Linked DNA regions of Homo sapiens: all the other regions are linked to region 4. The links are chromatin loops, found by intact Hi-C in ENCODE. Cell type or tissue: A673. All regions are shown on one strand. Each heading gives the region's core, and the rest is flanking DNA. Links, peaks and the distances in the headings are about the cores only.

Region 1 (7,786 bases), core at 3,787-7,786, 430 kb after region 4:
ATACTGTAATGTTGCTGAACACCTTTCCCTGTTTTCCATTTATACACATATTAAAGTCATATTGGGAAAGATGGCAAAGCTTTTGAGAATATAAACACACCTGTTTTGTTTTTCTTAAGTTCAACATACTTTTGTAGAATTTGTAAAATAAATGTTCGTATCATAATTGAGAATTTATAGCCAAGGATCCTCAAAACAGAAGTTTCATCTTAGGATAGTGTTTGATATATCTAAGAAAGTCCAGTAACAGAGAAGAAATGTCTCAAATGTCTCGTATCAGTTTTAGTGTTTTTCAGTATTAGGGAAAGGTAATATAAAAACAGGTAAAATGTATAAAAATAGACCTGATCAACATCATAGGAGATAAATATTCATTATATAGCATAGGATATTATTACTTGAATGTTCTCAGGGAGGCAGCAAGTCAGAAGGCCTAGGTTCTAGTCCTAGCTCCATCATTTACCAACTGTGTGACCTTACTTCACCTCTTAGCCTTGTTCTCCTCACTAGCAGTAGGAAAGTAACACCTACCCTGCCTACCTCACAGGGCTGTTGTGAGGGTTCAATTGGTATATGTGAAAATTCTTTCAGAATTGTAAAATGCTATATGACTGTAAGGAATTATTGCATTTGTTCCAAGGTTAATAAAAATTTGAGCTTATCAGTGTTTTCATTTTTTAGGATTCAAGGGAGATGAACAAAGCCCAGTAATTCTGATGGCCAAAGACCAGTAAGATTTGTTTAATGGTTATATATCAGAAAATCACTTGCTTTTATCTGGAATCAGCATGTGACACCATCATAGTGAAGCAAATTGAAAATGAGTAGAAGAATATGGGTTTAAATCTGTTGTCCTTCAGCTTCTAGGTGGAATTTTTAAAAAATAATATGTGCTGATGGTAAATGGGATGAGGACACTGTTACCTCCAGTTCTTCCTTTTATGGGTAGCAAACAAGTGTCTATGATCTGAGTACGAATATAGGAATATAGCCAGCATGGGGCGGGGTGAGAATGGAAGATGTGATGCACACTATGTTCTAAGGGATCCAAGGTGACAGGGAATATTCAAGAGGCAGGAAAGAAAACACTAATCAACTACAGAACAGCAGGTATGCCACCATTTACATTTTAATATATCTATATACAGATAGATAGATAGATAGATAGATAGATAGATAGATAGATAGGTACACACATGGGTATGCTCTTTATGCAGAGTCTCACTGTTGCCCAGGCTGGAGTGCAGTGGCGTGATCTCGGCTCACTGCGAGCTCCGCTTCCCAGGTTCACGCCATTCTCCTGCCTCAGCCTCCCGAGTAGCTGGGACTACAGGCGCCCACCATCACGCCCAGCTAATTTTTTGTATTTTTAGTAGAGACAGGGTTTCACCGTGTTAGCCAGGATGGTCTCAATCTCCTGACCTCATGACCCGCCTGCCTGGGCCTCCCAAAGTGTTGTTGGGATTACAGGCGTGAGCCACTGCGCCCGGCCTCTTAATGTATATTAAATAGCCTTAGATTGAAAGAAACTGGTCTTCCAGAGGTTGCTTCTGGGGAGGGAAACTGGTAGGTAGGGGACTGAGGAAGGTGTCTTCATTGTATACTCCTTTTTGATCATGTGTAAACCCCTGTGCTAGAGGGAAATTTTGGAAATGAAGAAAACAGGAAAACACTGAGCTAAAGAACCAAATTGTTCACTTACGACATGGGAATTATTTTTTTCTGCATATAAACACACATATATAGTCTAGGGTTAAAGGTGAATTTACAACTTAAAGCATACACCTTTGCAATATTTTACCAATAATTCATAATTCCAAATTAGAAAGCACATCCTTATACTGTTTTGTGGGGTTTTTGTTTTGAGGCAGAGTCTCACTCTGTCGCCCAAGCAGGAATGCAGTAGCGTGATCTCAGCTCACTGCAACCTCCACCTCCCGGGTTCAAGTGATTCTCCTGCCTCAGCCTTCTGAATAGCTGGGACTACAGTGGCACACGCCACCACGCCCGGCTAATTTTTGTATTTTTGGTAGAAACGGGGTTTCACCATGTTGGCCAGGCTGGTCCCAAACTCCTGACAGGTGATCTGCCCGCCTTGGCCTCCCAAAGTCCTGGGATTACAGGCGTAAGCCACCATGCCCGGCCCCTTATACTGTTCTAGCTTATATGCACACAAGTTATCTACTATCTTCTTTGGTTAGGTTAAAAATTCCTTCAGAACATAAATGCTCTTATATTCCCTCTATCACGTCTTTAAGCACATAGAAGGAACTCAAATATTTGCCTAATTGACAAGTTGTTTATGACTGGAGATTCCCCCATTCATTCTTTAGGTTAACAACCCAAATAAATGAGGGGTGATCCTGGAAACAGTCCAGTAGAAAGTACTTAAAAGGTACAGTCAGAGATTGTTGGATAGATAATGTTGGCAATTGTAGAGTCTAGGTGCTGGGTTTATGGGAGTTTATGCTTCTTTCAGTTCCATTTGAAATAATTTTTAAAACGTTGGAGGAAAGGTAATCAGTAGGAAAAAGTCACAAAAATTGGACTAGAATTCCTGAGTACCCATAGAGGTATGCAGAAACATGGTACAATTTAAAATTAACTACAAATATGGGTACAGTATTAACTAAAATACAAATGAAGAAAAAACTTGAGCTTTCAAATTTCTGTTTTGTTTAGAGCAACCACCAAAATTTTCTTTTGCTATTCTATCCAGGGTTAAACAAAATAGTCTAGAAGCATCATGTCAGGGATAGAGTCTAGAAGCATCTATAGCCTAGAAGCATCATGTCAGGGACGGAGGCACATTGGAAAAGCATCAGCCACTGGAACCAGACAAACCTGGACTTGAATCCCTGCTGTTACTTACTAGCTCTGTGGTCCTGTCCAAAAGTTTATTTCTTTGTCCCTAAAGGTGAAATACATATCTTTCCAGCACAGAATTTCTGGTCAGACATGGCTTTTTCAAATCATGTTTACCTCTGCTCTCTCCCAAAACTCCATTAAAAGGACAGGAAAGAAATAGGAAGGTAAAATTATAAAGATGATGAAAGAATCCGAATGGCCATTTAGATTCTCAATAGTGACAATGAAACAGTGGCTTCGAGTCTCAAAAAGTGATACTCAGGCTAAAATTCTATATATAGCCAAACTAGGAATCAAGTATAAGGGTCGAATAAAGACATTTTCAGACTTACAAAGTCTTAGAGATTTTGCCTCCCAGGCACCCTTTCTCAGGAAGCTAGTAGAGTCTTGTGTTCTACAAAAAGTAGACCAAGAAAGAGGGAAAAGGGGGAATCCAGAAAACAGGAGTCTAACACAGGAGGTAAAAGAAATCCCCAAGAAGGTTATAGGAAATACCAGAGCAACAGCTAGCTGTACACCCTGCCTAGAGGGCATCAAGTACAAATTGGATAAAGGAGCACTAAGGACTCCTGCAGGGATAACTCTAACAAGGATTATTCAATATGTTTTAATATATTGAGACACTTATGCTTCTAGAAGATTTGGGAATGAATCACTGATGGGTATACACAGAAAATTTTTTGAAACACTGTTAATGCCAAAGACAATAAAAGTTACATAAGTAAATTTAATCATAGCATACTACATAGCTCAGCTGTATTAGTTATGTAGACTTTTGATCTAATCTATAATTGTGACAAAACTATACCGAGAGAATGAAGAAGTGGAAATATATGTGGAACAGAGCCTTCCTCCATGGTATGAAATAGATTTCTTTAAAAAATAAAAAAAAAAGAAGTGAACAATATAAGCATATTACTTAGAAACATGGAGGTATATACCTGAAAAACTCAAGAGTTGAAAGTGGTCACCTCTGGGGAGTGGGAATCTTGAATGGGAGGAATGGGCTGGGGCTTTTTTGTTATAAGCCTTGACTTTTTAAATTATGATCATGTGTAACTGATAAAAATAAAAGTTAGAATAAAAGCACTAGCACAATGTCTGCCATAAAGTAGGCCCTTGATAAAGAATGGACATTTATCTAATTGTCCCATCTCTCCACTGCTGCTGCCCCACTTCTTGCATTCAGCAATATAGACATCTGATCCGTTCCTCAAGATTCTATTCTCACCCTTCCTAACAAAGTATGACAGGAAAAAAAAAAAAATCACGGTTTCAATGGACACTTTTATTGTTTACTTAATGGATCATCAATTTTGTCTCACTACCTACAAATGGAATTTCATCTTGTTTCCATGCTGAGTAGTGAAACAGTGACAAAGCTAATCATAATAACCTACATCAAAAGAGAACTAAGCTAACACTGCTCACTTTCTTTTTAACAGGCAAAATATAAATATATGCACTCTAGAATGCACAATGGTTTAGTCACTAAAAAATTCAAATGGGATCTTGAAGAATGTATGCAAATCCAGGGTGCAGTGAAGATGAGCTGAGATGCTGTGCAACTGTTTAAGGGTTCCTGGCACTGCATCTCTTGGCCACTAGCTGAATCTTGACATGGAAGGTTTTAGCTAATGCCAAGTGGAGATGCAGAAAATGCTAAGTTGACTTAGGGGCTGTGCACAGGAACTAAAAGGCAGGAAAGTACTAAATATTGCTGAGAGCATCCACCCCAGGAAGGACTTTACCTGTTTTTGAGAGAGCACACATACATAGACAGCATTACTATAGGGCCCAGTAAGCCAGATTTCCCCCACTTTATCTTCCCAATAACATGCCAGCTCTTTTTTAGGATATATGGCCAGGAGCTGGCCAACTTTTACATTGTGGATTCCAGGTCTACTAGACCATAACTCTCAGACCAAGTTTCTATCTGTCCCTCCCCGCCTCAGTGGATGCCAGGAGCTTTATCTGAAGTTCCTCTGTACTGCCCAGGTAGTAATGACTGCTAATGACAACACTACCTTCTAACTTTCTCCACTCCATTCTACCCACCTCTCACTGCACAGTCCACCCTTATCCCAAACAAGCCAAAAAACAGAAGACCCTCACCTTCCAGGAGCTCCAAACTGGCACCACCCCCAGTGCTCACATGGCTGACTTTATCCTCCGTGTTCCATTTGGCACAGCAAGTGGCAGTGTCTCCACCACCTGTTGAATGAAAGCCAGGTAAAAAGGGAAAAGAGAGAAAAGAAAAAAAAGGGATTGGCACCAAAACTGTAAGGCAGTGTGCTCCCCAACCCAAAAGGTAGCTGATAAACCCCCAACTCTATCTTACCAAGAGGCTCCTCTGTAAATTACCTACCTGTTTACCTCTTAACATTTACCCAGAATAAAGAGACATAGAAGAAGTTCTCCATTCCACCTTCCTCTGATCAGAATTCTGCCAGCTTATATGGGTATTAGCTTTGTATAGGACCGCTTACCTATGATGGTGATGCAGCCCCTAGAAGTGGCTTTCACCACCTCATCCATGAGAGCTTTGGTTCCCCGGGCAAAAGCTTCCCATTCAAATACCCCCACAGGACCATTCCACACAATCTGCTTAGCCCGAGTGACAGCCTCAGCATACTTCTTGCTGCTTTCAGGACCACAGTCCAAGCCCTGAGGGGTAGAGGTGAAAGAGAAGATGAGCTATCAAGAAAAGCTACTTAAACACCACCTCCACCAAGACCAGAACTCAGGGCTGCACACCAAAGTTTCTTCTAGAAACAAATAGTACCCTTCAGTCTTTATAAACCTGTTCATGCCCTTTATACTCAAAAATTCTACTGTATGGAAGATCAAGTCTAACGGAAAACCTCAAAAGTTATTTAATAAAGACATTCTTAGCCACACTATTTATGTTAGTGAAAACTAGATCAATGGTTCTCAACCAGGTCAGTTCTGCCCCTTCATAATAGATAGGCATGTGGCAATGTCTAGAAATATTGTTGTTGCAACTTGGGAGGGTGCTACTGGCATCTAGTGGCCAAGGATGCTTTAAACAACCTTACAATTCAACAGTCCCCCACAAAACAACAGATGTCAATAGTGTTGGGAATGACAGTAAACTAGATCAGTAGTACTCAAACTTTGCCATGCATGAGAATCACCAGGAGGGCTTATTCAAACAGACTGTTTGGCCCCACCCTCAGTTCCTGATTCGGTAGGTCTGGGGTGGGACCCAAGAACTTGCATTTTTAACAAGTTCCAAAAATGATACTGATACTGCTGGTCTTAGGAACATACTTTGAGAAACACTGAACTAAATAATACGTGAATGCCTGAAAAGAAAAATAAGCAAACTAGCATGTAAAAACATGATACAATTTTATACAGCAATCAAAATGATATTTGGAGCACCCTAAAATCAACTATATTAGTCTTTAATATACACTTACATTTCTCCCTGCTTGTAATCAGTATACTTAATTTTTTCATATGAGAAAGTTTTCTTATATAGCTTTCTAGATAGCAACATAATCCAAAACAACCCAAACCATGAAAGTACATGACACTATCTCCAGTACGCAGTAAGTACTTAATACACATTAAACAGATGAAGAAAAAACAGATAAAACTAAAAATGGGCCGGGCACAGTGGCTCACGCCTGTAATCCCAGCACTTTGGGAGGCCGCAGCAGGTGGATCATGAGGTCAAGAGATTGAGATCATCCTGACCAACATGGTGAAACCCCGTCTCTATGAAAAATACAAAAATTAGCTGGGCATGGTGGTGCACACCTGTAGTCCCAGCTACTGGGGAGGGTTAGGCAGGAGAATCACTTGAACCTGGGAGGCAGAGGTTGCAGTGAGCCGAGATCATGCCACTGCACTCCAGCCTGGTGACACAGCGAGACTCTGTCTCAAAAAAAAAAAAAAAAACAACAACAACAAAGTTTTGCAACACATTACTGCATTACTGAAGGCCAGTAATCCAATAGCACTGCTTTTCTCCCATGGATTCTTCCATGAGGGACTCACTGCAACATGCAGAGCCCTCTCTGACAGATCTCCTATAGAGATTGTTTTAAAATGCTTGTTGATTGGCTGAATCAATGAATAAATGACACCACAGAGTTTCTGTTCACTCACACTACCAACCCACTCAAGTGACTCACCATCCAGCCAGCAGGTATGCCAGAAGCCACAGTGGCTTGGCCAGTCTTGGCATTCTCATCAAACTTGTCAGCAGTGACAAAGTCAACAGGCAAGGTAATCTTCACACCATTCTTCTCAGCTTTGGACATTAGGTCTTTGACAATCTTGGCTCCCTCTTCATCAAACAGAGAAGTGCCAATCTACACAGGGGAGCCAAAATGATGGAGGTCAGCATCTATACTAAGAACAAGACTGCCTCACAAAGCAGACAGGAACCAGACACAATACAATATAAAGGAACAATGCAAAGACGAAAGACTTGCCAAAATAAATAAAAATGGGAATTTTCAGGGCTCATGTCAAAAGACTGTTTTCTTTTTACATTTATACAACCTGCTATTATCATGGAGAGCTATTTCACATCCACTTGGCATTTGTTTCCTACCTCCATGTTGTTGAGCACCTTAAGGAAGGTAAAAGCCATTCCACCACCAATAATCATCTCATTGACTTTGTCCAGCATATTATTGATGAGCTGGATCTTGTCTGCAACTTTAGCTCTACAAGAGAAAGCAAGAATCATCACTTAAAGAAGAATGGACTAGAGAAGTGGTATTACATAGAAACTGAGTTTCTATTTCAAGGCACAGGAACAGAGAAAGTCTCAAAGTGACAAAAGTACTGCCTAACTTTGCCCTATGTTTCTCCAACCCAAAAACTCAATCCATTTCTAAGAAATCCTTTTAAGGTATGGCTCCAGACATCAGTGTAT
Region 2 (4,000 bases), core at 1-4,000, 330 kb before region 4:
TACTGCTTCACCTTGTACTTTTATATTATGGCTCTTTAAACCTCATGAACCTGTGCTAGCTTCAAACTTTTACAGCTTTCTCACCTCTCTCAGTCTTCACAGGATTGAAGAGAATTAGGATCTTCCTCTGAATTAGGCTTTGCCTTAAGGGAATGTTATGGCTGGTTTGACCTATCCAGATCACTAAAACTTTCTTCATATCAGCAATAAGTTGTTTTACTTCCCTGATATTTGTGTGTTCAGTGGAGTAGCAATTTTAACATTCCTTAAGAAGTTTTCCTTTCCACTCACAATTAGGCTGTCTGACACAAGAGGACTTTTAGCCTCAGTTTTCAATATGCTTTCTTTACTAAGCTTAATTATTTATAGCTTTTTATTTAAAAAGAGAGACATACAACATTTCCCTTCACTTGAACATTTAGAGGTTTGTGTAGGATTATTAATTGGCCTAATTTCAGTATTGTTGCATCCCAAGGAGAGGGAGGAGAGCTGTTGAAATGGTCAGTCAGTGGAGCAGTCAGAACACATACAACATTTATCAATTAAGTTCACGTGTGCTATGCGGGTGCAGTTCATGGTGTCCCCAAACAATTAAAGTATTAACTTCAAAGATCACTGATCACAGATTACCATAATAGACAAAAAAAAATGAAAGAGTTTAATTATATAAAAATAATGAAAATGTAACAATTACCAAAAGGTAACACAAAGACATGAAGTGAGCACCTGCTGTTGGAAAAATGGTGCTGATAAACTTGCTGGTCACAGGACTGCCACAAACCTTCAATTTGGAAAAAAAAAAAAAAAAAGCAATATCTACAAGGCACAATTAAGCGAAGTGCAGTAAATTGAGGTATGTGCTTATAATACTGGATATAAATATGAGAAGACCCAAAGTCTTATAAACTTCCTTATTGCACCAAATTTTGCTCATTCAATGAAATTATGTTTCTATTTGTTAAAAAATGCATTTTTGATGCCTTGTTCTCATTTCCTTTGCTTGCTTCACCTTTTCCAACTGGTTCACACTTGCTCCCCCTTGCCAGTATATTTGGACTAACTACCATCCACTGTGGAAGAAGATAATTTGAAGAGACGTTATCGGTCAAATATACATACTCTACCAATATTAGTATCATCTTAAATTTCTCCATTAGACATTCGTTTATTTGGAACTTAAAAAGGCTATTGATTTTTTTTTGAAACTCTGAAAGTATCTGAAATTATTTCTCTCTAAGAGCCAGACACTAAGTGAGACTGCCTCTAAGTAGAAATGGTATCTGGGAAAAATGGGAGAGGTGAGTCATGAAAAGAAAAATATTTCTGAGAGAAAAAGGCAAGCAAATATTCAACAGTCTCAGATATAATTCATCCAGGTGTATCCTCACTCTTCCGTAAACATACTTGCTCATGGTTTTTATTTTCTTAAAATGACTCTTTTTTTTTTTTTTCTGGGTCAGAGTTCACTCTTGTTGCCCAGGCTGGAGTGCAATGGCACGATCTCGGCTCACTACAACCTCCGCCTCCCAGGTTCAAGGGATTCTCCTGCCTCAGCCTCCCAAGTAGCTAGGATTACAGGCATGCACCACCACGCCTGGCCAATTTTGTATTTTTAGTAGAAACAGGGTTTCTTCAGGTTGGTCAGGCTGGTCTTGAACTCCCGACCTCAGGTGATCCACCCGCCTTGGCCTCCCAAAGTGCTGGGATTACAGGTGTGAGCCACCGCGCCTGCCCTCCCCCCACCTTTTTTTCAGTATTTTAATACAAAAGTGTATTTCTTACTCATGCAACAGTCCAACAGAATGTTTTTTATTAAGTGACATTTCTAAGCAGTTCATCTTTTAGTAATGATTCAGGTCCCAGGCTCCATTCATCCACGACTCTTCCATCACTTTGGTCTTCTAAGTCCACTGATATTATTTGTTGCTTCTGACATCAGATGGGTGAAGACGAGGCAATAGAGGGTAACACCGATTCTTTTGCATTTCTTTCTTATAGCGTCTCTTCTATATACTTTATACACACTAGGTGGCAGTGCAATGAAAGAAGGAAAAGTAGAATCCAGAATCGGACAAAGATTGTACACAGATCACATCTTACAGCATCTTCATTTTTAAAATGAAAAAAACAAAAAACAAAAAAACTGGGGCCTCATTAGGGAGGTGACCTGTCCAAAGTCACAAGCTAGTTAGTGCCAGCACCCAGTCAGTTCCTTATCCATGTTCTTCAACCATTTTATTCTCTTTAGTCTCTCAGCCCCTCTGTTTTCCCTCACCCACACTCAGCTCTTCACTTTCTTCTCCAGCTAACCCAATTCCTTTTCTTGTGAGGTAGTCAACTCAAGGTACCTTGTGAGGTAATCAACTATTCTTATCATTATTTTCTAGATTAGAAAGGGATGCACAGAGAGGACAAGTACCCTGGTTGAGATCACACAGCTAATAAATAGCAAAGTTGTGTTGCAACACTAGACTCTAGGGTTCAGATTCTGTGCCAATAACCACTATTCTATACTACCAAAGTTATCTAATATCTACTGTTCCTTCTTAAAGTCCTGCACTTCCTTAATTTCCATCAGACATTTTGTCAAAGTTTGTTCCTAACTCTCTGCCTGTTTTCTCTCTGTATCCTTTAGTTTTTTTCTGTGTCAGTCTCTCAAATGGCAACATTCTCTAGCATTCCATTCTCTGTGTTCTCTTAATTTCTAAAATCAACAAGTCCTAAATTAAAATATAAGTTCCACCATTAACCAATTTTATTACCCTGGACAAATCATTTCATCTCATCAGGGTGAAGTGAGAAATAAATTACATAGCGTCTGGCATATATAATAGTAGATACTAAAAGAATACTAGTTTTTATTGTTACTATCATCATCATCATCATCAACATCATCATCGTCATCACCATCATCACCATCACTATTCCTAATTTATATTCATGGGCTCCACTAACTCCTCTATGCTGATCATTTTTATATAAAGGATCCAATCATAATCCTAAAAGATACAATCACAAATGCCATAATCTTGAATGCTGAAATCCCAAAACATCAAAATCCTGAAATTATGATCCTGGAGAAAGCAATTTTTAAAGTTATTTAAAAGCCATTTATTTACCTTTTGTTGTATAATTTAAGTTCTGGGATACATGTGCAGAACGTGCAGGTTTGTTACATAGGTATACACATGCCATGGTGGTTTGCTGTACCCATCAACCCGTCATCTACATTAGGTATTTCTCCTAATGCTATCTGTCCCATAGCCCCCCACCCCCTGACAGGCCCCGGTGTGTCATATTCCCCTCCCCCTGTCCATGTGTTCTCATTGTTCAACTCCCACTTATGAGAGAGAACATGCAGTGTTTGGTTTTCTGTTCCTGCGTTAGTTTCCTGAGAATGATGGTTTCCAGCCTCATCCATGTCCCTGCAAAGGAGATGAACTCATCCTTTTTCATGGCTGCATAGTTTTCCATGGTGTATATGTGTATATGTGCCACATTTTCTTTATCTGGTCTATCATTGATGGGCATTTGGGTTGGTTCCAACTCTTTGCTATTGTGAACAATGCTGCAATAAACATACGTGTGCATGTGTCTTTATAGTAGAATGATTTATAATCCTTCGGGTATATACCCAGTAATGGGATGGCTGGGTCAAATGGTATTTCTGGTTCTAGATGCTTGAGGAATCACCACAGTGTCTCCCACAATGGTTGAACTAATTTATACTCCCACCAACAGTGTACGAGCGTTCCTATTTCTCCACACCCTCTCCAGCATCTGTCATTTCCTGACTTTTTAAAGATTGCCATTCTAACTGGCGTGAGATGGTATCTCATTGTGGTTTTGATTTGTATTTCTCCAATGACCAGTGATGATGACCTTTTTTTCATATGTTTCCTGGCTGCATAAATGTCTTCTTTTGAGAAGTGTCTGTTCATATCCTTTGCCCACTTTTTGATGGGGCTGTTTGTTTTTTTCTTGTAAATTGGTTTAAGTT
Region 3 (4,000 bases), core at 1-4,000, 150 kb before region 4:
AGTTCCTTGTTTGGGAAGTCAATGAGCATGACTCTACATATCCTAGCTTAAATGACTGAGTGATATCATTAGCTAGGAGTAGAAAGGAAGGAGGGAGAACAAATTTGGAGGGGAAAAGATGAGTTTGGTTTTGAATAGGTTGTATTGACATGCCTATAGGACACCTACCCGGAGAATTCTAGTACCATAGATAGATGGCCTGATGTTCAGAAAAAAATTCACAATGGGAGATATATATTATTGAGTCATATTCATAAAGGATGCAGTTGAAGCCAAGGGAGTGAATGTGATCACACAAGAAGAACAGGTAGAATGAAATGAGAAAGGAAGCTGAGACATCACTGATTGAACCTTAGTATCTACTTTTGTTCCTTCCTCAAATTCCTCTAATACAGCAGTATGGATTTTTAAAAGTCATGAACCCACAGATGCAAAGCGAGAAAGAAAGGAGACAACCATATAATTTTAGAAGCTGGAAAGCAGGTGGTTTCATGTTAACTAATTTAACAGCTAGAAGAAAGTGATTGCCTCTGGAAAGCAGGAAATGTTAGGGGAGAGATGCAAGTGTACTACTGATTTTTATAACTCTTTTGTGACAAGCCTAGCAGAAATCTGAATACATGTGGGTTGAGAAGTAAATTCAAGAAGAAGAATTCGAGACACCAAATATTAACTATGTTTACAAGAAGTTTGGTTATGAAATGAATGAAGCAGATATAGCTTGAAGCATTGGGAGAGGAATAAAGGATTTGGAGTTTGTGTAAAACAGTTGATACTGGAACACATTTGCAAGCTGTGAGAAAAGGTGAGAAGAATTAAAACGAGGTTCAATGATATAGGAGAGGAGAAGAAAAAGAATGAATGACTACAAGAACATTGGATGGGGAAGTAGGAGAGAACTGTCACCTGATGGCATTTTTAAAAGATAAACAGAAATGTAGGTTATCTGCTCAAAATGAGAAGGCCAGAAGTGTGGGCCTGAGAAGAAAAATGAAGGTTTGGAACAGCTGCTGTGGGAAAAAGTAGAAGAAGCCAACTATGGATGAGAAACGGATTAAGGATAAGAGTTGAGGGCCGAGCTGAGATTGGAAAGCATGCATTTGTCATGAAGCCAATGAACATGAATATGTAATTTTCCCCAGATGGGTCTTCAGCAGCCTGGGAACAAGAACAGGCAAAGTGGACCACTGAACTGAATCAAGCCTGGGCAGGAATTGCCAAAGCTGTGAGATAGAAGGTGAAGAAATCAAAGGAATGGAAAATGCTTGTGAAAGTGTCCTTGAAATGGGGCCCAGAATAGAGAGGAAGGGAGAAGACAGGTTGTGGCTGCTAGCCTAAGAGATTAAGTAAGAGAGAAGAAAATGAAGGCCAAAATAAAAACAATTCGATTGATCACAAGACCATTCCTTGGTGTTTCAGATACAAGTTCAGGTGACTATTGCCTCTATGACCAAATTTCTGAACTCTTTTAGCTGGATAGCTGTTGATTTTCCAGTAAGTGCACTGTTAATTAGGTTCAAATGATTGCTTTCTACCATGAGTTATTTCACTGTGGTGATCCAGTTTTCCCATTATTTTTAATGTATTTCTCTCAACTAATCTTGAGGCACAATGAGGAGAAGTATGTATTTAATAATCTCCTTTCACATGTGGCTCTAAGTCTGGCTCTGCCTCAGAGACCCATTACTGTAGGGAACACAAAGAACATTTGGAAGCTATCGATTTTCTGAGCATCCCAACGTGTGGCCTGCCCTGCAAAGAAATCTGGCTAATCCCTTTTTCAGTCCTCCTCTAGAGGGCAGCTGCTTCCTTCATCAGTTTGGAAGCACAGCTCCTTGCCCAGATGGCTGTTCACCATTTGCAGGTTCCCATTTTACAAGTAGGGAAGTGGGAGTTGGTGGGTGGTGGGTATTCATTCACCAGAGAATACAGAAGACGTAAGGCCTGTCAATTCCCAATCCATACAGGCCTCCTCTAGCCTTCTGGATAATGTCACCAGGGTTTTAAGAGAAACTTTTACTTAAGTCCACAAAGTTGTGGATTCAGACATGTTTGCATCAATAGTAATTGCCCCTAGCTAATGAAAAGTGTAGAAGTAACTTCTTTAGCTTCCCTTTAGTTAGGGGAAAATGTCGTATACCTCCTGCCTTAATTTATTCATTATTAAATGGTTTACTTAAGATAAATATTTTTGTGGGGAAAATATTACCAGTGATTTTAAGATTACCAGCTACGATAGAAGGCAACAAAACATTTAATTGACGTACCTTACATTCTCATGGAAATAAAGTTTATGCTCACAGAAGGTGTAACATAATTAGAGTCCATTATATTGGTCTCCTGCTCCTTACTATTGGAAAACGTAAACTTGTTGGGGCTCCTTGATAGATTATCTGTGCTACTGCACATTATTCATCAAATGGGAATTTCACAGAAATTGATACTGTATCATTTGCCTTAACACAGCCTTTCTCTGTTCTTACGCCCCAAAGCATAAAAGTTCTGAATGTTTGTTTGGCTATTCCATTCCCATTGAAGCCTCAGTATTTTTCCTAAATATTGCAACTTTACTATTATGTATCCAACTGGAACAAAAATCCAATGAGAGAGAGACTTGAAAGCCAACATCAGTTGTTCATAGAGCAAATGTTCAAGAGCTGTGTAAAGTACTGGTTAAACAAGCGAGCTAACATAGCTTTGACTACAACTCTTTCCCATCTTTGTTTGAAATATGAAGAACGAATTTTGGTACCAATATCTCAGTTTTGTTAGCAGAAAAAGCTTTTAGACTAACATTTGTAAGAATAATTCAGTTATCATAGAATATATAGGTCTGCTAGACATTTTCGGGAATCTGTAACCAAAGGCACAGAAATATGACTGTTAACCTACATGAAAGTGGCACTATTTCTAGTTTCATAGGTTTAAACCAAACCAAAATAATCTAGTTCTGCTTAAAATGAAAAATAAAATATAGCCTTTGGCTTACCTTGGGACTAAATTATATTTACTGAAAAAGTCCTTCAAATACTTAATTGAATGCTTCTTGGAATGAGAAATTGGGTCTGTATATGCATATGACTTCAGCTAGTTCTTTGCTAATTTTAACTTGTACTTATTTTCTAACCTCACTCTTATGTCGCAAAAATGATTGTGCAAACTATATTCAGTGAAGCTCAATTGTAAGACACTTATTCTCCTTTAGGTTTGAGATGGAGAAAAAACATTTGCTCTTGCCATACCTCTGGAAAGTTCTGCTTCTGCCTTTAAATGAACTCAGCTCACTAAAACTATCCACAGCAACTTTCATTTCACTGTTTTTTCTTTTATTTTATATTTTACTTTTTTGACTCTTATATCCTGTTACTTCCTTCAGGTAAATATTTGTGACCTTGGCATCTTTTTCCAGAGCCTTTGGTTTATGGGCTTTCATTCCACAAAGTACAGCACACCAGGAAGAAAATGTTGTTTCAAAAGTCTGACATATTTTTTTTACACTAGAGAGACTCATTCTCTGAAATATTCATTAAAATAAAATCCTTCCTTACCGTGAACCAGAATATGACAAGGGTTAAGGGTAGGTAGGAGAATCTCCCCAGCTGAAATTTTTGTAACAGTAAAGAAAGAAAGACAGCAGCCATTTTTAGATAGATATGTGTATGTTACAGTTTTTGTCAGGCTGAGTGTGCAGCTCAAAAAATTAAACAATTCTAGTATGTTACAAGGATTAACTACTATATTTCAAAATATTTGTAGGTTAGTTTTGCAGGAGAAAAAGAACAGCTTCGTCTAATGGAACAAGGATATTTACTGCAGAAGAAGCCAAGAAATCTGTTTTTTAAGCATATTTGCAATAGGAAAAAGTACCCAAAAGAGAGCCCTTTTTGTAGAAAGACTGGAAACATTTTCTGGGTCATTTAAAATGCTGTCCAGTCAACCATGGCCAATTTATGATTAAAAGCAGAAATGAAAACTGAAATAAAACTGCAAAGTGTCCTTT
Region 4 (4,000 bases), core at 1-4,000:
AGTATGATGAGAGAGATGAAGGGAAATGTGAGACAGCATGGTAGTAAGAATGGGAAAACATGAAAGGGGCAATTATATGGGGAGAGGAATATGTGACAGTGGTGTAAATAATAGTTTAAGGCAATAATCTGAGAAGAATCCTATTACCAGGCAAAATTATATACTGACCCTTTTCCAAAAAAGAACACAAAAAGAGAGTGTCATTTTATTAATATAAATCTAATTTATGAGTTCAAATTTATAATTAATTTATATGACAAAGTTAAAAAGATCACAAGTTAAGGTGGTGTTAAATTTGATTCATAAAACTTATGAATATATGTGTTTGAAGTTTTTGTTTCAGTCATAAATATACATTTTATTTTTATGAAAATTATAAGTTTTAACTGTATTTAATCATAGACACATTTCATGTTTTTTAAATATCTATAATTATTATGGATTAATAATAATTATACATATTTAGGTGTACATGTCAATATAAGCACATGATGTTTAATGATCCATCTAAGTTTTCATCAATGAATAAATGAATAAAAAAGTGGTACAGATACAAAATGGAATATTATTTAGTCATATAAAAGAATGAAAGTCTTTCATTTGCCAAATATGGATGAACTGGAAGATATTATGTTAAATAAAATAAGCTACACGCAGAAAAACATATATTACATATTCTTATTTACATATTTAAGCCAAAATACATACATTTAAAAAATGCAAATAAAACATTTCCAGACTCTCTAAAATTGTTTTTATGAAAAAAAAAATTCTTCAGAAGATATCTTAAATCAGTGACTTTACAGGTTCCCTTTTCTAGACTATTTGCCATAGGGAAATAGTCCAAAAGAAATGTCTACAAAAATTAAATGTATGAAAGTCTAATAATGTAGGAATTTCAGAAGGTAGAACTTTTCAAAAAATGTCAAAAGCTCTGAAGGTAGTGTAGTTTGCAGATAATTTGAAAAAAAACTATCATTTTAAATATTATAATTTTATACCTAAAAAATGAAAAAGGTAGCACTGCTTTGCAACATAAATACAAAAATAAAGCCTGGCAAAATCTTCCTGACTAGTGGGGGATATGAAAAACATACAGCATAATTCGGGAGGTGAAGAGAAAAGTCCCTTTTGGCAAAAAATCTATATCAGAATTCTGATGGGTGCATGACATTTGTACTCTTATCAACAAGAGGCATGGGATGTTTAAGTGAGGAAAACACTATTTTACAGCGTATAGACAAAGTCTGTAATAAGGACAAAGCAGTAAGATTATATAAAGACTTTATATCTCTTTCCTCTAATATCAACTGTTTTTTTTTTAACCTAAGCTGAAGGGGCTATATGAGGTTTGGCAATAGTTTCTTCCACTAAGGCAGAGGTTCTTAATCCAAGTAATAACTTCAGAATACAATGAGCCATGTGAAATTGTATGCAAAATTTCACATAGATGCATGTACATTTTTCTGGGATGAGAATCCACAGCTTTTATCAAATTCACAAGTGGATCTGTATTCCTTCACTCAAAACATAAAAGGCGTAAGAACCACAGAACTGAGGGATCCTTTCTCCAATAAAGATTCATAGAATTCCAGAGCATGTGATATGCAACTACAAAAGTGAAATTGTCATTTGGAAGAAGGTAAAATTTTCTTAATTAAAAAGCACTAAATGATAAGGTTCCAAGAGCCTGTTGGTTTCCGCAATTGCAAAATGTCATCCTCCAAATTAACATTAGGTTTCTGTAGGAGGCAGCCATTGGTAAAGCCGTATTTAGAAAGCAAGTTTCCATGATGAAAGTTAGGACTCAGAAAAGATGGACTTGGTGTTTCAAGAGCTCACCAAGTAAATTTTCTAGAAAGAAAGAAAGAAAGAGAGAGAGAGAGAGAAAGGAAGGAAGGAAGGAAGGAAGGAAGGAAGGAAGGAAGGAAGGAAGGAAGGAAATATTTTACCCACATAATTTTCTGAAAGTGAACAATTTTTTTAAATTATTCAATTGTGACCCAACTTTTAATTTCTGATGCACATTACAATATCACCATCTTGTGGAATATAGTAAAAATGCATGATTTTAGGTGGCTGCTCAGTCAGTGTTTCTCAGTGTGGTCAATGAACCCCTGAGGGTACCTGAGACATATTCAGGGGGTTCATGAGGTCAAAATTATTTTCATAATAATATGAAGATGTCGTTTGTCTTTTCCACTATGTTGACATCTGCATTGATGGCTCAAAAGCAATAGTAGGTAAAACTTCACGCACCTTAGCATAAATCATGGCAGTAATTCCAAATCATAAATCAAATTCCAAGTCATCGTGTTTTTCACTGCAATGCATTTGAAGAAAAAAAAATCCAGTTGCACTTAAGAATGATTTTCATGAAGTAGTAAAAAAAAGTTTTAATTTGGGAGACAAGCTTGTAGGACTCACTAAACACGAATTTGCTTTATTGTAAATTGTGTTTATAAAAAAATTCCTTAGAGAACTACGGAGTCTATGCTAGTAGACATTTATGAACATAACAGATAAGAAGCTTGTGCTTTAATCTTCACTCTTTCCATTAGAATCCATTGTGTTTTCTCATTTCTAAAATGGGGATACTCCTAGAAGTTGTTGCACTGTGTAGTCATAATAATTAAAGGCTGGATATAATGGCTTAGTAAGTACCAACTCTTCTAGTGTCTTTATGTTTCACCATGTGCCAAGAGTTTATTACAATATTTTACCTTGCCAGAAACTCTATAAAGTTGATATTATTTTCTCCCATTTAAGATGGGAAACTGAGACCAAAGAAAGTTTCAAGTCTCTTGCCTAAAGTCACACAGAAAAGTGAGTGGTAGAGGAGGACTTGAATTCAGGCAATTTTACTCCAGAAAAATAAAAGTCCCTTACAATTTCTGATTATTGGAAGAAATTAAAGAAGGTCATAAAGTAGTAGGAGTTGGCACAGTTAGCTGGGGGTCTAAAAATGATGAAGAGATAACACAAGATGGACAGAAGTTATAGTTGGGTCTCTACAAACAATTTATGAAAATTCGATATGCAACCTTAAAACAGGATGTAGACCTAAATATACAGAAACACCCAACCCTTTGTAATATTTTAACAAAAAATCATATGAATGAAATTAATAGTTCTAATTAAGTGGTGGACCTAAGAGCTGTATTAGTGCCAGCAAAATAACAGAACTAATATAGCATTGGAGTTGTCATGCAACAGCCTTGGCACGAGTGCTATCATTCTTTGGTCCTCCTGAAAGTTGAAAAGCAGAGTGCCTTGGGCATCCCAAAAAACTGTTGCCATGAAATTTACTTTAAGAAAAATGTAAGAGTGTCATCTTTTTTTATTCTATTTTTTTATTTCAATAGGTTCTTGGAGAACAGGTGGTGTTTGATTACGTGGATAAGTTCTTTACTAATGATATCCGAGATTTTGGTGCACTCATCACCCGAGCAGTATACACTATACCCAATGTGCAGTCTTTTATCTCTCACCCCCCTCCCACCCTTCCCAATGAGTCCGCAAGGTCCATCAAATCATAATTATGCCTTTGTGTCCTCGTAGCTAGCTTAGCTCCCACTTATAAGTGAGAACATATGGTGTTTGATTTTCCATTCCTGATTTACTTCATTTAGAATAATGATCTTCAACTCCATCCAGGTTGCTGCAAATGCCATTATTTTACTCCTTTTTATGGCTGAATAGTATTCCATGGTACACACACCATGGAATACCACTCAGTCATTTTATATATATATAAAATATATACACACACACAACCAAATATGCATATGTATACACCATAAATATACTATATATATATACACACCATATATACACTATATATACACACCATATATATACACACATATATATTCACACACATATATATGTGTGTGTATATATATATATGTACACACAACATTTTCTTTATCCACTTGTTAATTGATGGGCATTTGGGCCAGCTCCATATTTTTGCAATTGCAAATTGTGCTGCTATAAA

Evidence for each region. Hi-C counts contacts between places; a loop is a spot of excess contacts. Peaks named below come from ENCODE experiments on the same cell type or tissue, not always from the same donor. Only the 100,000 strongest peaks of a DNase experiment are listed, where the experiment ranks them.
Region 1: a loop joins it to region 4, with 4 times the contacts of the local background. A loop is called at or near these places in 3 of 110 quality-filtered maps.
Region 2: a loop joins it to region 4, with 12 times the contacts of the local background. A loop is called at or near these places in 28 of 110 quality-filtered maps.
Region 3: a loop joins it to region 4, with 3 times the contacts of the local background. A loop is called at or near these places in 11 of 110 quality-filtered maps.

What each region holds. Positions count from the first base shown.
Region 1 is chrX:78,122,623-78,130,408 of GRCh38, reverse strand. PGK1 (phosphoglycerate kinase 1) reads right to left here. Exons shown (of 11, transcript NM_000291.4): 7 at 7,460-7,574; 8 at 7,035-7,214; 9 at 5,358-5,535; 10 at 4,984-5,082; 11 at 1,114-4,619. The coding sequence ends at 4,579. TAF9B (TATA-box binding protein associated factor 9b) reads left to right here. Exons shown (of 7, transcript NM_015975.5): 7 at 1-661. Among named protein-coding and RNA genes, the nearest start is that of TAF9B, 13 kb to the left of the region's middle. In A673, for the core only: a CTCF peak has its summit at 5,921 (motif pointing left); no DNase peak of the experiment used is centred there.
Region 2 is chrX:78,884,778-78,888,777 of GRCh38, reverse strand. No RefSeq gene overlaps it. Among named protein-coding and RNA genes, the nearest start is that of MIR4328, 14 kb to the left of the region's middle. In A673, for the core only: a CTCF peak has its summit at 2,011 (motif pointing right); a DNase peak (open chromatin) is centred at 2,017.
Region 3 is chrX:78,706,197-78,710,196 of GRCh38, reverse strand. The region is part of intron 2 of LOC107985670 (a long non-coding RNA gene); the gene reads right to left. Among named protein-coding and RNA genes, the nearest start is that of LPAR4, 40 kb to the left of the region's middle. In A673, for the core only: a CTCF peak has its summit at 1,776 (motif pointing right); a DNase peak (open chromatin) is centred at 1,806.
Region 4 is chrX:78,553,626-78,557,625 of GRCh38, reverse strand. It overlaps the pseudogene UBE2V1P7. Among named protein-coding and RNA genes, the nearest start is that of RTL3, 100 kb to the left of the region's middle. In A673, for the core only: a CTCF peak has its summit at 2,053 (motif pointing left); DNase peaks (open chromatin) are centred at 1,745 and 2,035; H3K27ac peaks cover 2,874 bases.